Linked DNA regions of Homo sapiens: region 2 is linked to region 1. A link is an interaction called in ENCODE POLR2A ChIA-PET data of the cell type or tissue named here. Cell type or tissue: OCI-LY7. All regions are shown on one strand. Each heading gives the region's core, and the rest is flanking DNA. Links, peaks and the distances in the headings are about the cores only.

The links. Peaks named below come from ENCODE experiments on the same cell type or tissue, not always from the same donor. Only the 100,000 strongest peaks of a DNase experiment are listed, where the experiment ranks them.
Region 2: POLR2A ChIA-PET joins it to region 1 with 5 read pairs; 1 of 35 experiments calls an interaction of 5 or more read pairs at or near these places.

Annotation. Positions count from the first base shown.
Region 1 is chr16:26,697,338-26,705,030 of GRCh38, reverse strand. No RefSeq gene overlaps it. Among named protein-coding and RNA genes, the nearest start is that of LINC02195, 110 kb to the right of the region's middle. In OCI-LY7, for the core only: no CTCF peak of the experiment used is centred there; DNase peaks (open chromatin) are centred at 3,360, 3,450 and 4,580; H3K4me3 peaks cover 1,382 bases; H3K27ac peaks cover 3,447 bases.
Region 2 is chr16:25,051,802-25,059,494 of GRCh38, reverse strand. No RefSeq gene overlaps it. Among named protein-coding and RNA genes, the nearest start is that of LINC02175, 11 kb to the left of the region's middle. RefSeq lists a silencer at 3,653-3,782. In OCI-LY7, for the core only: CTCF peaks have their summits at 3,491 and 3,702 (motif pointing left); a DNase peak (open chromatin) is centred at 3,674.

The DNA.
Region 1 (7,693 bases), core at 1,167-5,166:
GCCCTAAGCAACCATTAATCTGGTTTCTGTGTCTCTAAATTTGCCTCTTCTGCACATTCATGTAAATGGAATCATACACTGTGTTGGTCTTTTATGAATGGCTTCCTTCACTTAGCATAACATTTTCAAGGGTCATCAATGTTGTAGCATGCATTAACCTCTCTTTTTATTTATCCATTCATCAGTTAATGGACATTTTGGTTGTCTCCATCTTTTGGCTATTATGAATAATTTGTGTCTTTCTAAGAACTTGTCCATTTCACCTAAGAAATCTATTTTTTGATATAGTATGTGTTTGTAGTATTTTCTTATGATCTTTTGTGTTTCTGTAAGCTGAGTAGTGATAGATCCTCTTTTATTTCTGACGTTAGTTATTTGAGTCTTCACTTTTTTCTAGGTTAGTCTATCTAAAAATGTTTTAGAATAACACAAATACCATGATCATTAAATATCCTATGCATACAACAAAATGTCACATGTGCCCCATAAAAAAGTATACAAGTATTGTGTCCCAATAAAAAATCCAACTTTTATAAATCTGTTAATCTTTTCAGAGAACAAACTTTTTTATATTGATATCCTCTATTGTTTTTCTACTCTCTACTTTACACACAGTCCAATCTTTATTATTTTCTTTTTTCTGCTTACTTTTTAGTTTTTTTTTTTTCCAGCTTCTTTTTTTTTTTTTTTTTTTTTTTGAGACGGAGTCTCGCTCTGTCACCCAGGCTGGAGTGCAATGGCGCAATCTCGGCTCACTGCAAGCTCTGCCTCCCGGGTTCACGCCATTCTCCTGCCTCAGCCTCCCTAGTAGCTGGGACTACAGGTGCCCGCCACCACGCCCGGCTAATTTTTTGTATTTTTAGTAGAGGCGGGGTTTCACCATGTTAGCTAGGATGGTCTCGATCTCCCGACCTTGTGATCCACCCGCTTCGGCCTCCCAAAGTGCTGGGATTACAGGCGTGAGCCACTGCGTCCGGCCTTCCAGCTTCTTAAGGTAAGAGGTCAGGTTAGATTTTAGCGTTTACGTCATTTTCAATACAGGTGTTTACAATTATAAATTTCCTCTGAGCACTGTGTTAGCTGTATCCCATGAACTTTAGGATGCTGTACCTTTGATTTCATTTATCTCAAAGTATGTTCTAATGCCCCTGTGGTTTCTTATTTGATCCATTTATTGTTTAGGAGTATGTTATTACATTTCCACGTTTATGATTTTTCAAAATTTCCTTGTTACTGATTTCTAATTTCATTCATTGTGTTTGAGAAAAATACTTTGTATGACTTCAACCCTTTTAGATTTATTGAGGCTTTCTTTTTATGACCTTGAATATTGTCTCTCTTAGAGAATATTTTCTGTGATTTTGAGAAGAATGTGTTGTTGCTGTTGGTGGTTGGGAATGTTCTATTTAGATGCAGGTCTGTTAAGTCTAATTACGTTTGTTAGGTTTAGTGGGCTTACAGCTTCATTCAGATTGTATATGTCCTGGTTGATCTTTTGCTTAGCTGTTCTTTTAAAACATATATATTTATTTTTTAAAATTCATCACTTTCAATGTTTAAAATTAATGGATATTCAATGTGTATCTTTTCAGAGTACATGTGGTGATTTGCTACATTCATATAATCAAATCAGGGTAACTGGGATATCCATCTCTTTTTAAATATTTTTTCATGCTACAGGTATTTGAATTATCCATTAAGGCAAGTGAGCTATTGAAGCCTTCAACTTTTATTTTTGAATTGTCTGTTTCTTCCTCTGATTCTGTCAGTTTTTGCTTCATGTATTTTGGGGCTTTCATTAAGATGTATATATGTTTGTAAATGTGCTATCTTCTTGGTAGGTTGATTTTTTTTTAGTATTATTAAGTAATCCCTCTGTCTCTAGTAACAATTCTTGTCTTGAAGTCTTTTTTGTGCAGCACTGGTCTAGCCACTCCAGCTCTTTGGTGGTTACTGCTTGCATGGTGTATCTTTTCCATTATTTTACCTTTCTTTTTTTTTTTTTTTTTTTTTTTTGAGACAGAGTCTCGCTCTGTTGCCAACGCTGAAGTGCAGTGGTGCAATCTCAGCTCACTGCAACCTCCGCCTTACAGGTTCAAGCGATTCTCCTGCCTCAGCCTCCCAAGTAGCTGGTACCACAGGCACGTGCCACCACACCCAGCTAAGTTTTTGTAGTTTTAGTAGAGATGGGGTTTCACCGTTTAGCCAGGATGGTCTCGATCTCCTGACCTTGTGATCTGCCTGCTTCGGCCTGACAAAGTGCTGGGATTACAGGCGTGAGCCACTGCGCCTGGCCTATTTTACCTTTAATCTATTTGTGTTTTTGAATCTAAGATGAGTCTCCAGTAGGCCACATACCACTGATCTGGGATGACATTCTTTGGCTTTTGATTATATTGTGTAATATATTTACATAATGTTTTTATTGATATGGTTGGATTTATATCTGTCATTTTGTTTTTTATTTTGTTTCTTTTTTTGCTTGTTTGCTTGCTTGTTTCCCTATTTCTTCTTCATTGCCCCATCTACTCGGCCCACCACACTCACCCCTTTGCAGGATGGAGCATGTGAGTGAGAGAGTGCAGAACCCATGTCCAGACCATGTGTGTCACCTTGAGGGGAACATGGCAGCACCCAGGTGAGGGTGCCTGTAACCCCAAAGCCCCAGAAGGGGAGTTACAGTGTTCTTTTAGTTCCGCCATCCACAGTCCAATGGATGGTGGTGTGTTAGCACCTCAGGTGGCCTTTTGCCTCATCACATGGGGCAGCTATCCTCTGCCAGCAAGGGCCAAGGGCCAGTGTGACAACCTTTTCTGGGTACCCACACTCCATAGGTCCTGAGCTCTTGTCCAGCATCCAGGAAGAATGAGGTCATGCGACGATTGAAGGATGGTGAAGGCAGATAATTTCACTGAGCCATGACAACAGCTCTCAGCAGAGAGGGGAGCTGGAGAGGGGAATTGGAGAGGGGATGGGATGGGCAGGTTGTCTTCCCTGAAGTCAGGTTGTCTCTTCGTGAAATCAGGCCATCTCTCCCTCCACTCACTGACTCTGGGGTCTTTATAGGCACTGGATGGGGAGTGCATGCTGATTGGTTCGTGAGTATGCAAAAGGTTAAAGCAAAGCACCCCTCAAAGGTGGGCGTGACGGTGTAGAAAACCAATTAGGAAAGAGTAGGTATATGTAAAATAGGTGAAGGTTGGGGATCAATCAGAGGAAAGCACACCAAACAGGAGGACAAGCTCTCAATCCAGTCCAAGGATTTAACTTGCAGTTGGGCTTTCAGGTTTTAAACTGTCTTCTGCTTGGAGGTGGGGTTTCACTGGGGATCCGCCCCATCTGTCAAGGCATTTGGCTGCCTCCTGCTGCTATCCTTATTACACATTTTATACCTCTGTGTGTTACAAACCCAATAACATGTAATTATGATTATTTTATATCATCTGCCTTTTAAAGGAACTGAGAGAAGAAAAGAGAGCAATCATATATTTATAGAGATTGTTATATTAGCCTTTTTATTTGCAATTTCTGGTTCTCTTCATTTCTCTTGCGGTTTTGTGGTACCATCTGGTATCACTTCCTTATCCTGACACATCTTATTTCTACCTGCCTCCTTTGTGCTGTTATTGTGAAATATATTCCTTTCTGTATGTTTCAGCATAGCTATACATTAAGTATATCTACATAAAATACATATATATAATGCATTTCTACACACACACACACACACACACACACACACACAGTTAACCCTCTCTATATTGTGTGGACTTTGTATCTGTGAATTCAACCAACTGTGGATTAAAAATATTTGAAAAAAAATTGCATCTGTACTGAAGATGTACAGACTTTTTGGTTATTATTTCCTATATAGTATAATATGACAACTATTTACACAGCATTTACATTGTATTAGGTATTGCAAGTAATTTATAGATGATTTAAAGTATACAGGATGATGTGCACAGGTTATCTGCAAATACTATACCATTTTATATCAGTAACTTGAGCATCTGTGAATTTTTGCATCCCTGAGAAGTCCTGGAACAAATCTTCCATGGAAAATAAGGAATGACTGTATGTATGTATACACACATACATATGTATACTGTATGTATGTATACACACATGCACACACACACACAAAAATGCATATAATCTATATATAGATCTATATAAAATCTGTGTATAATCTATCTATATAATATGTATAATCTTACATAATTGCTATTTAAATCAGTGAAGAAGAATAAAAATGCAAGTATATGTTTTTTGTGATTATCTACATAATTACCTTTATGTGCATTCTTTTTCTTATTATGTGGATTTAAGTTACTCTCTGATGTAACTTGCTCTCAGTCTGAAGGACTTTAGTATTTCTTGTAAGGCAAATCTGCTAACAACAAATTCTCTCAGTTTTTGTTTATCCAAGAATATTGTTATTTCACCTTCATTTTTGAAAGACTGTTTTGCTGGATATAGGAATCTTGGTTAGTGTGTGTGTGTGTGTGTGTGTGTGTGTGTGTATAATTTTCAGCACTTCGAATATGTTGTCCCACTGCTTTCTTGTCTTTAGTGTTCAGATAAGAAGTCAGCTGCCAGTCTTATTGTGGTTTCTTTGTACATGTTTATTTTTCTCTTGTTGCTTTCACAATTTTCTTTGCATTTCTTTTTTCAGGATGTGTCTCAATATTTTAACTATGATGTATATGGTTGTAGATTTCTTTGCATTTATTCTATTTAGAGTTCATTAAGCTTCTTGCCAGTGCAGATTAATTTTTTTAAATCAAAATTGGAAAATTATTTGACATTGTTTTTCAAATATTTCTTTCCCTTATTCTCTGTCCTCTCCTTCGTCTACACTTATCTTGCATATGTTGGTGTACTTATGATATACTACACTACTTTGAAGCTTTATTCATTTTTTTCTTCATTCTTTTTTCCTCGGTCCTACAGTATGCACAATCTCCATTGATCTATCTTCAAGTTTACTGACTCTAGACCTGCTCAAATCTGTTGTTTAGCCCTCTAGTGAATTTTTTAAAATTTCACTTACTGTATTTTTTTAACTCTAGAATTTCTATTTGGTTCCTTTAAATATTTTTATTTCTGCTGGGTGAGACATTTTTATCATATTTTTAATTCTTTAGTTATAGTTTCCTTTAATTCTTTGAGCATATTCCTAACAGCTACTTTGGTATCTACTAATTCCACCATCTGTGACACTTCAAAGGCATTTTCTATTGCCTACTTCTATACCCATGTGTAGAGCACACTTCCTTCTTTCTTTGCATGCTTCATACTTTTTGTTTAAAACTGGGGGTCTTAATTAATGTATTGTAGCAGCCTTGGATACTGATGTTCCTTGCTTGGCCATTTGCATATTTGTATAGTGGCTCGGTTGAACTGATTGTGCAAAGTCTATTTTCCTCACAATGTGTAGCTTTGATGTCCCTGCTCAGATCTTCCTTATTCTTGTTTTAGCCTGGCTACCTAGGGCTTGCCTCTGGGTTGGCATAGACACTAATTAGTCAGTGGTTCTGGTACCATCCCCTCAGCCAGCTAAATTTTTACCTTTACCAACGTATATGTGTGTGACTTGGAGCTTCCATCACAATTCAAGGACTTTACTGTTTTTGCCCTACATTTAGCCAGAGTCTGGTAGCTTAGAGGTTCCCTCTCTGGTTACTCTTGAGAGGATACAGCCTTGGGCATGCACTCAGGCTTCCTGACTGCCAGTGGTAACTAACTTTCATAAAGTCTGGCTTCCTAGGAGTGACTCCTGGATCAGAGTAGCTTATTGTTCACTCTGTGTTCAGTCAGAGGTTGTGCTTAAATTTCTTTCTTAAGTAAGACTTCTGCTCTGTGTTGATGGTCTCTGTGCAGCTTGGAGAATGCTTCCAGGTCTGGCCGCATCTACTCTGCTTGCTCTTGAACAGGGACAGCCTGGTGCATGCACACAGCATTCTTTACCCCCAGAGTTGTGTGTGACCTCAGATGGCTGTTGTTGTCTGTCTCTTTCCTGCTTCCCTGTATTAAGCTTCTGGCTGCAATGCCATTTTTCTTGTATCAGATCTACCAGCTTCCTCCTAGTTGCTCTCCACCAAAATCTCCATTGTTTTTGGCAATGCCCTTAAGCATGGCATTCTCCATTCACTATTTCAAATAAAGTCAATTCAGTCAGACAGAGCTATGCAGCCCTTTTTTCTTATGGCCTGAATTTCTCCCAGGCCTAACCCATGTACCAGTGCACTGAAGCTGGAGGTGGAGACCTGTTTTTCCTGCTTTTCCAGAGTGACATCCTTATGTTATGAGTGGAAACTAGGGAGACATGGCAGTGCCTGGCCTTTGTGGCTCGTCCCTTCTAGGGTGAACCTCTGCCTTATGAGCTAGCTGAGGCAGGGGGCATTGGGGCCCTAGTATTCTGGAACTACTACTATGCCTGGAGCTTCTTCAGCATGGGGCTGGGGAAGATGATAAATGCCAGCAAACTTCTCCTCCTGGTGTGGAGCCACAGCCTAAACTGGGGGTTTGGAGGAGTGGCACTTTTCGTCTTCTTGGTTGTACACCCCAGAGGTGGAGTAATGCAGAGCTGGGGATGAGGGAGTAGTGGAGTAGGCCATGCCTTAAATGCCACCGACTCTCACTGTTCTTAGGGAGATTTAGTGGATTCTCTTGAGTGAACCCGTTTCTCCATTTGCCAAATATCCTTGGGATAGTTTCTAGAGACTTTGAATGATACGCTGAAACATCATTTCCACCCATTTTACTAGGAAGGGCAACTGCTGATCATTTTATGCCATCATTCAAGGAGTCCCACTGTGTGCTTCTGACCGAAAGTTAATTTGAGAGCCCCTAAAATGACTCAGGGAGATGACTGATGTGTCTACAGGTCAGCCGGGAATTTCATGCTGTTGCTGCAGATTGTGGAGGGCTGGAGGCTCTCCAGGCTTCCTGATTACTTTGAAAGCAGGCATGGAATCAGGTGGCTCTGAGTTGGAATTTGAGCTGGGTGCCTTGGTGATGTCACTCAGCCATGTCCTCTGTGTGATTGGAATGACAATTCCTGGTGGCCAGAGCCATTAGGAGAATAGGATCAAATAATACAGGGGAGACACTTGGCTGGGTGCCTGGCAGTGAGAGGCTCTCTCAGTAGGTGATGGTTGCTTTTCCTATCTATACCCCTCTGCCCAGCATTAAACCCTCAACAGGCCTGTCCAGCCTTATCTCCTTCTAGTCTGCAAAGAGAATTTTCTTCTCCAGCCTGCCTGTCCTTCATGCACCCTTAGCCTGCCCATGGCTTCCTGCTTCTTCAACTCTTTGCCCCACTGGGAGAGTTTCTTCACTTCTCTGGCTTTGGAGGTTCCAGCTCTAATGGATAGTTTCTGGCTCCCATCGCCTGGCCAGATCTGGTCAGGGATGTCTCCTCCTTCTCAGCCCTCCTAGGATGCACATCTCACTTCTCTTGAGTTAGAAGCATCATTCAGAGCAAGCACAAGACTAGAGGTCAGGCCAGGCACGATGCCTCACACTTGTAATCCTAGCACTCTGGGAGGCTGAGGTGGGAGGATCACTTGAGCCCAGGAGTTCAAGACCAGCCTGGGCAACATAGTGAAACCCCATCTCTACAAAAAATAAACAAAATTAGCTGGGTGTGGTGGTGCATGCCTTTAGTCCCTGTTACTTAAGAGGC
Region 2 (7,693 bases), core at 1,920-5,919, 1.6 Mb after region 1:
AGCGGAGATTGCCCTACTGTGAGAGGTGACAGTGTGCTGGCAGTCCTCACAGCCCTCGCTCGCTCTCGGCGCCTCCTCTGCCTGGGCTCCCACTTTAGCGGCACTTGAGGAGCCCTTCAGCCCACCACTGCACTGTGGGAGCCCCTTTCTGGGCTGGCCAAGGCCGGAGCCGGCTCCCTCAGCTTGCAGGGAGGTGTGGAGGGAGAGGCGCGAGCGGGAACCGGGGCTGCGCGCTGTGCTTGCGGGCCAGCTGGAGTTCCGGGTGGGCGTGGGCTTGGCGGGCCCCGCACTCGGAGCAGCCGGCCGGCCCTGCGGGCCCCGGGCAATGAGGGGCTTAGCACCAGGGCCAGCGGCTGCGGAGGGTGTAGTGGGTCCCCCAGCAGTGCCGGCCCACCGGCGCTGCGCTCCATTTCTCGCCGGGCCTTAGCTGCCTTCCCGCGGGGCAGGGCTCGGGACCTGCAGCCCGCCATGCCTGAGCCTCCCACTCCCTCCGTGGGCTCCTGTGCGGCCCGAGCCTCCCTGACGAGCACCACCCCCTGCTCCACGGCGCCCAGTCCCATCGACCACCCAAAGGCTGAGAAGTGCGGGCGCACGGCACGGGACTGGCAGGTGGCTCCACTGGGTGAAGCCAGCTGTGCTCCTGAGTGTGGTGGGGACGTGGGGGAACCTTTATGTCTAGCTCAGGGATTGTAAATACACCAATCCGCACTCTGTATCTAGCTCAAGGTTTGTAAACACACCAATCAGCACCCTGGTCTAGCTCAGGGTTTGTGAATGCACCAATCGACACTCTGTATCTAGCTACTCTGGTGGGGCCTTGGAGAACCTTTATGTCTAGCTCAGGGATTGTAAAGGCACCAATCAGCGCCCTGTCAAAACAGACCCCTAGGCTCTACCAATCAGCAGGATGTGGGTGGGGCCAGATAAGAGAATAAAAGCAGGCTGCCCGAACTAGCAGTAGCAGCTTGCTGGGGTCTCCTTCTACTCTGTGGAAGTTTTGTTCTTTTTGCTCTTTGCAATAAATTCTGCTAGTACTCACTATTTGGGTCCACACTGCCTTTATGAGCTGTAACACTCACCGCGAAGGTCTGCAGCTTCGCTGCTGAGCCAGCAAGACCACGAACCCAACCAGAAGGAAGAAACTCCGAATACATCCAAACATCAGAAGGAACAAACTCCAGACATGCCACCTTTAAGAACTGTAACACTCACTGCGAGGGTCCGCGGCTTCATTCTTGAAGTCGGTGAGACCAAGAACCCACCAATTTCGAACACAACTTCACTCCTGCCTGGGTAACAAAGTGAGGAAAAAAAACATGAATGAACCCCTGAAACTTCAGGTCTCTTGGCTGATAAGGAGCTTTCGGGGAGGGAGATGGTCACTTACCTCTGTTGATTTCAGGGACTTTCCTGTCTTTAGACAGTCTCACAAAGTGGTGGATGTAAGGGTCGTGCCAGCAGCCCAACCTTACTGCAAGCCTGGAAGGGAGAAAAAAAGAGGAAGGTGAGTAGAGATTGAGTAGGTTCGGGCCAGGGTCCGCTGCCAAGTTATCAGGAACCAGGTCAAGGAACTCGACAAAAACCAACCATCCACCTCGAAAGGCCAAGTGCACATTCAGTGCCCCGTTACACATGCGAAGACGCAGCCATCCATTCATCTTTATGTTCACGTACCGCCCATTACATTGCCCACAGTGGGCTTCTGACTCCCTTTCCTCATAGTGCTAGTTCACTTCTCAGGACCCTACATAGCAAATAACCTCACTTCATGCTTCATACAAAAGATGTGCAGCCATTTATTCACTCTGCAAACTCATGGCCAGAGCTAGTCAGTTAATTCCACTAAATGAAAAGACCTGTGCCCAGGGGAAGGGAGACTCAGAAACACTTGACAAACAGCATGAATTAACCCAAGTGTTTCTCCTGACTCTGTATTAGGTGCCGTCCTCTTACTCCCCTTACAGAGGTCAGAGTGGGGAAACCAGGAACGAATGAACAATACGTGTACAACTTGGGAAATGCCATGGGAGCCTTAATTGTCTCTATTCTGGTCTACAGTACAAGGAGTTAAGGCTTTGTGTTTCAAGGCTGGGAGCTGAAACCCTGATTAGCACAGGAAGCCTTGTTGCAATCATGAGTAGAACCAGCTTTAGGACGACTGAGGAGTCATGAAAAGAACCTGGATCCCGAAGGCCATGCTCAGCTGCTCTGGGCCTGTGGACTGCTCTATCTCTGAACGTATATTTTGTGAGATAATAAGTGTTTTTACCCTTTAAGCCAATTTGAGTCAGGCTTCTGTTAACAGCCTAAAGCATCCTAATGATACCCTGAGTAATACCCCCATTTCCTTGTTCCCTGCTAAGGTAAAATGTAGGGAATGTGTGTGTGATGTCTCTGAGCTCCTAGAAGCAGATAATATACCTTTTCTTTATATCTACTGCCAAGGCTTACTTCTGCCTTGACTACAATAGGTGCTGAATTCTGTACAAACACATCTCCCAATCTGTCATCCATAGACACCCAAAACACATGTTCAGGTGTTCCATGCAGCAATTCACAGAAACGTGAAATATTCACTAATGTGCACAATTTGCTATACAAGCCCAGACTGTCCAAGGAAAACATACTCAGTTTTATAACCATACACTTACTCAGTTATCTAAAATAGTGCTTTTCAAACAGTAAGTGGTGACTAATTAATATCATAAGATCAATTAGTTTGCAAACCTGCTTTTTTTTTTTTTTTTTTTAATGTGAGGCTGGGATGGTGGTTCATGCCTGGAATCTCAGCACTTTGGGAGGCCGGGGCAAGCGGATCACTTGAAGCCAGCAGTACAAGACCAGCCTGGCCAATATGGTGAAACTACTAAAAATACAAAAATTAGCTGGGCATGGTGGTCCGCGTCTGTAATCCCAGCTACTCAGGAGGCTGAGGCACAAGAATTGCTTGAACCCGGGAGGCGGAGGTTGCAGTGAGCCAAAATTGCACCACTGCACTCCAGCCTGGGCCACAGAATGAGACTCCAGCTCAAATAAAAAAGAAAGAAAGAAGAAATGGAATAGAATAAAATAAAAAATAAGATGCATTACACATAGTGTTAAGACATTTGTGAACCTTTTGTTTCTAATTCTAATTTTTAATTTTTTTGTAGACATGAAGTTTTGCTATAGCTGGTCTCGAACTGCTGACCTCAAGTGATTTCTCCCATCTTGGCCTCCCAAGATGCTGGGATTACAGGTGTGAGCCATTGCACTTAGACAACTTTTGTTTCAAGTGTGTGTTGAGGGTATAAGTGCAATGATAAAGGTTATTTTTTCACTGTGGGTGGCAGTTTCATAAACAGATTCCTTTTTTTTTTTTTTTTTTTTTTTTGAGGCAGAGTTTCGCTCTTGTTGCCCAGGCTGGAGTGCAATGGCACAATCTCGGCTCACTGCAACCTCCACCTCCCGGTTTCAAGCGATTCTCCTGCCTTAGCCTCCCAAGTAGCCGAGATTACAGGTATGAGCCACCAGGTCCCGCTAATTTTGTATTTTTAGTAGAGACGGGGGTTTCATCAGGTTGGCCAGGCTGGTCTCGAACCCCTGACCTCAGGTGATCCACCCGCCTCGGCCTCCCAAAGTGCTGGGATTACAGGGTTGAGCCACCGGCCTGGCCTTAAACAGATTTCAAATGAATCCTCTAGTGCCATCTAGTGTTAACAGTTTTATCTGCAGTTGAAACCCACAGATGAGAACACACCCCACAGTTCTAAGGGTTGGAAGAAGCCTAATCTTGCCAACCCCAGCATCCAGTGCAAGAACCATTGCAACAATATCACTACGTGACCACTCCCCTGAGGAAGGCACTCACCCCACTGCTAAGCAACTCTGTTGAAAAGCTGATCAAAATGCTTCCCTCTGGAAGCCCTAACTTGGTAGACTTACAAAACTACTCTCTTGCATAATAAAGAGCAGGTTCTTCTATTCTCTCACCTCCGGATTCCTTACACTATTCAATACGACTAGTGTAGTCAAGGAACATGTGGGTGTCTGCCAAGTGCTAGGCACTGGGGGTACAGTGGTAAACAAGGAGAGAAAGGAGAGGCAGATAATTACAAGATGATGAGGAATGAAGGCAGTGACTCGTAGAGAGGATGAAGATGATAGGGGGAGGCCTCTCTCAGAACGGGATGGCCGTGGCGAGCCCTGGAGAATGGGAGAGTCAGGTGTCCAAAAGGCATTCTAGACAGGAGGAAGGGCAGGCAGAAAGACTCAGGGAACACACCTGAGCCTCCAGTACAGAAAGGAGGCAGGGAGGCCGGAGGACAGTAAGAAACTGGAGAGGAGGCCAGAGGGAGAGGCAGGCTCAGGACGCAGCGCCTGGTGGGCATCTGGGACTGACCTCAGGAGCACCCTGTCCATGGTCACAGTGGTGCACAGTGGTAGAGAGTGGTGAGATGCACGGGTCCATAATGCAAACACACCCAGCCAGCAACTCCCACCGTCTCCCACCTCTAGTGCCCCTAACACTTTCCTCCTCCCACTCCGCAAACCCAGGTGACTGCAACAGGTTTCCATGCGCCCTAGGAAGAAGGATCTCACTGTCCAGCCTATCAGAGTGGCCAAGATGAAAAGATTTGCCACCCAGTGTTGGGCAGTGAGGAGGAGAGTGCTGTCGGGCGCTGCTGATGGGAGTTCTGAAGGGAGACAAGCAGCAAGTTTCAGGATTTACAGGACATCAGCTGGAGAGTAACTGGACAAATTACAGTGTATCCATTCACTGAAATACTAACCCATCATTTAAAAAGTAAACTAGAAAATCAGACATGGCAAAACATTCCAGATATAATGTTAAGAGAAAGAGGTAAGGCCAAAAATATATGTACCACATGTGCCCGTAAATACATACATATGTATCTATATTACACAGAGAATTACTAGTGGATTGATACCTAAATACTGAAAATGATTATCTCTCTGATTTCTGGGTTTATCCTTCCTAAATTTTCTACACTAACCATATGACGTATTTCATCAAATAAGAAGGCATCAATCCTAAGATGTACTCCCAAGAAAGAAAAAACACTGCCAAATAATTGTAACTGTGAGTTTATTGGAAAAGTTCTTTTGGACTTATTAAAACAGACTGGTATCACTTCTCTCTCTTGCACACATATGAAAAGGAAAAGATCAATGGGAAAGGCTGGTTGTCTTCAGTTTCAGGATGTCTGAGTTTCCATACAATATGGACTATTGTGCTTTCAAGGGCTTTGGTGATATGGCATTTCTTAAGAGATCTTTAGGCCAGGCACAGTGGCTCATGCCTGTAATCCCAACACTTTGGGAGGCCGAGGTGGGCAGATCACAAGGTCAAGAGATCGAGACCATCCTGGCCAACATGGTGAAACTTTGTCTCTACTAAATATACAAAAATTAGCCGGGCGTGGTGGCGCATGCCTGTAGTCCCAGTTACTCAGGAGGCTGAGGCAGGAGAATCGCTTGAACCCTGGAGGCGGAGGTTGCAGTGAGCCGAGATCGCACCACTACACTCCAGCCTGGGTGACAGAGCAAGACTCCGTCTCAAAAAAATTTTTAAAAAAGAGAGAGAGAGATCTTTACTGTCCTCTCTGAGATTGTCTTCTGAGCCCTGGCCCTCGCTCTGTAAGTTTTAATGCTGGCTCTTTCTTCATCTCATCAGAAGTAATGAATAGACAGTTTTTGAACAACAATCAGGATTTGTGCTCCTTCTTCAAATGGTCCTTAAGTGGTATGAGGACTAAAGCATCCAGGGGCTGCAGTCACAGCTGCCCAGCCATGCCACCAGGAATAACAACCACGTAAGCATGCACAGGTAATGACAACTGACAGTGACTGCAGGACACAGAGAACCAATCACATCTGATTTCAAAGAAGTTAAATGGGCCAGACATGGTGGCACGTGCCTGTAGTCTCAGCTACTCTATAGGCTGAGGCAGGAAGATTGCTTGAGCCCAGGAATGTAGGTCCAGCCTGGGCAACAAAGTGAAACCCCCATTTCAAAAAAATAAAAAATAGAAATAAAGTTTAAGGCTGGGAATGGTGGTCCTTGCTTGTAATCCTAGCACTTTGGGAGGCTGAGACAGGTGGATCACCTGAGATCAGGAGTTCGAGACCAGCCTGGCCAACATGGCAAAAACCCATCTCTACTAAAAATACAAAAATTAGCTGGGCGCACACCTGTAATCCCAGCTACTCGGGAGGCTGAGGAAGGAGAATCGCTTGAACCTGGGAGGTGGAGGTTGCAGAGAGCCGAGATCGTGCCACTGCACTCCAGCCTGCGCAACGGGAGTGAGACTCCATCTAAAAAATAATAAATAAATGAATGAATAAATAAATAAATAAAGTTTATAAGAAGATAAATGGTTCATTAGCCTTAAACAAATTAAATGGAAGAGCAGGTGTGTCACAGAATGAATCAAATATTTACCTTTACAACAAGAAATACAGTAAGTGTGAATATCACAAGCAAACATGAAAAGCAAGTATTAAACTAGGAAACACAGGCTAGGCATGGTGGCTCATGCCTGTAATCCCAGCACTTTGGGAGACTGAGGCAGGAGGACTGCTTGAGCCTAGGAGTTTCAGACCAACTAGGGCAACATAGCAAGACTCTATTGCTACCAAAAAATAATAAATAAATAAATAAATAAATAAATAAATAAATAAATAAATATTAGCCAGGCACGGTAGTGCATGCCTGTAGTCATATCTACTTGGCAGGCTGAGGTGGGAGGATTGTTTGAGCCCAGGAGCTCAAGATTATAATGAGCTAGGATTGCGCCACTGCACCCCAGCCTGGGTGACAGAGCGAGACGGTCTCTAAAATAAACTAGGAGAAATAACTAACATGTCACAAAATACTAACATCTTTACATTATGAAGGACTCTTAAAAACAAATAAATAAAAAACCCTAAAATCCCAGAGGAAAAAATTAAGACAAAAGGCAAACTTGGGGGCAGTTCACAAAAGAAACACAACAGATCAATGAACACACCAAAAGCTCAGCCTTATCAATAATGTAAAAAACCCGAAATGAAAGTAAAAACAGAGAGTTATATTTCTCCTATCAAATTGTCAACAAAAGTATTGTTTAATCTAACTTGGCATTGGCCAAGACGAGGAAGAGGGTGCTTGAGCTGCCCGAAGCTTAAACTGGCACAGTCATACTGCAAGGCACTGCGACGACAGGTACAAAAAGCCTGAAACACACACATATACAATGACCAAATGATCCCATCTAAAACTGAACACAGAGTTACAGTATCAGGTGAACCAACCCGATTATTGTTTGTATGTATAGGATGTTCCCAATTTTGTTAAATGATGTATACACACGCAAGGCTGCCCACAGCAGACACCAAAGTGTTAATACACTGTTATCTCTGCACCTTCCACGAGGCTGCACATCCAGTTCTGCCTGTCAATTTCCATTACACATCTCTGCTCACAAAACCCAGAGAATATCACTTCTATTTTTATATCCTGATTTCATATTTAAAGCCCGGATTCAAAGAACCAAACGTCTCAGATGTGGAAAGACCTCAGAGATTTTCCCACTCTTCTTTCAATCCACAAATGCTTTCAGTTTCCATGACATTCACATGCTGCCTGTTCAAGTTACTGTGTTTTTAAATCACTCACTTTTTAAAAAACACTCAGGTCAAATGTGCTGCC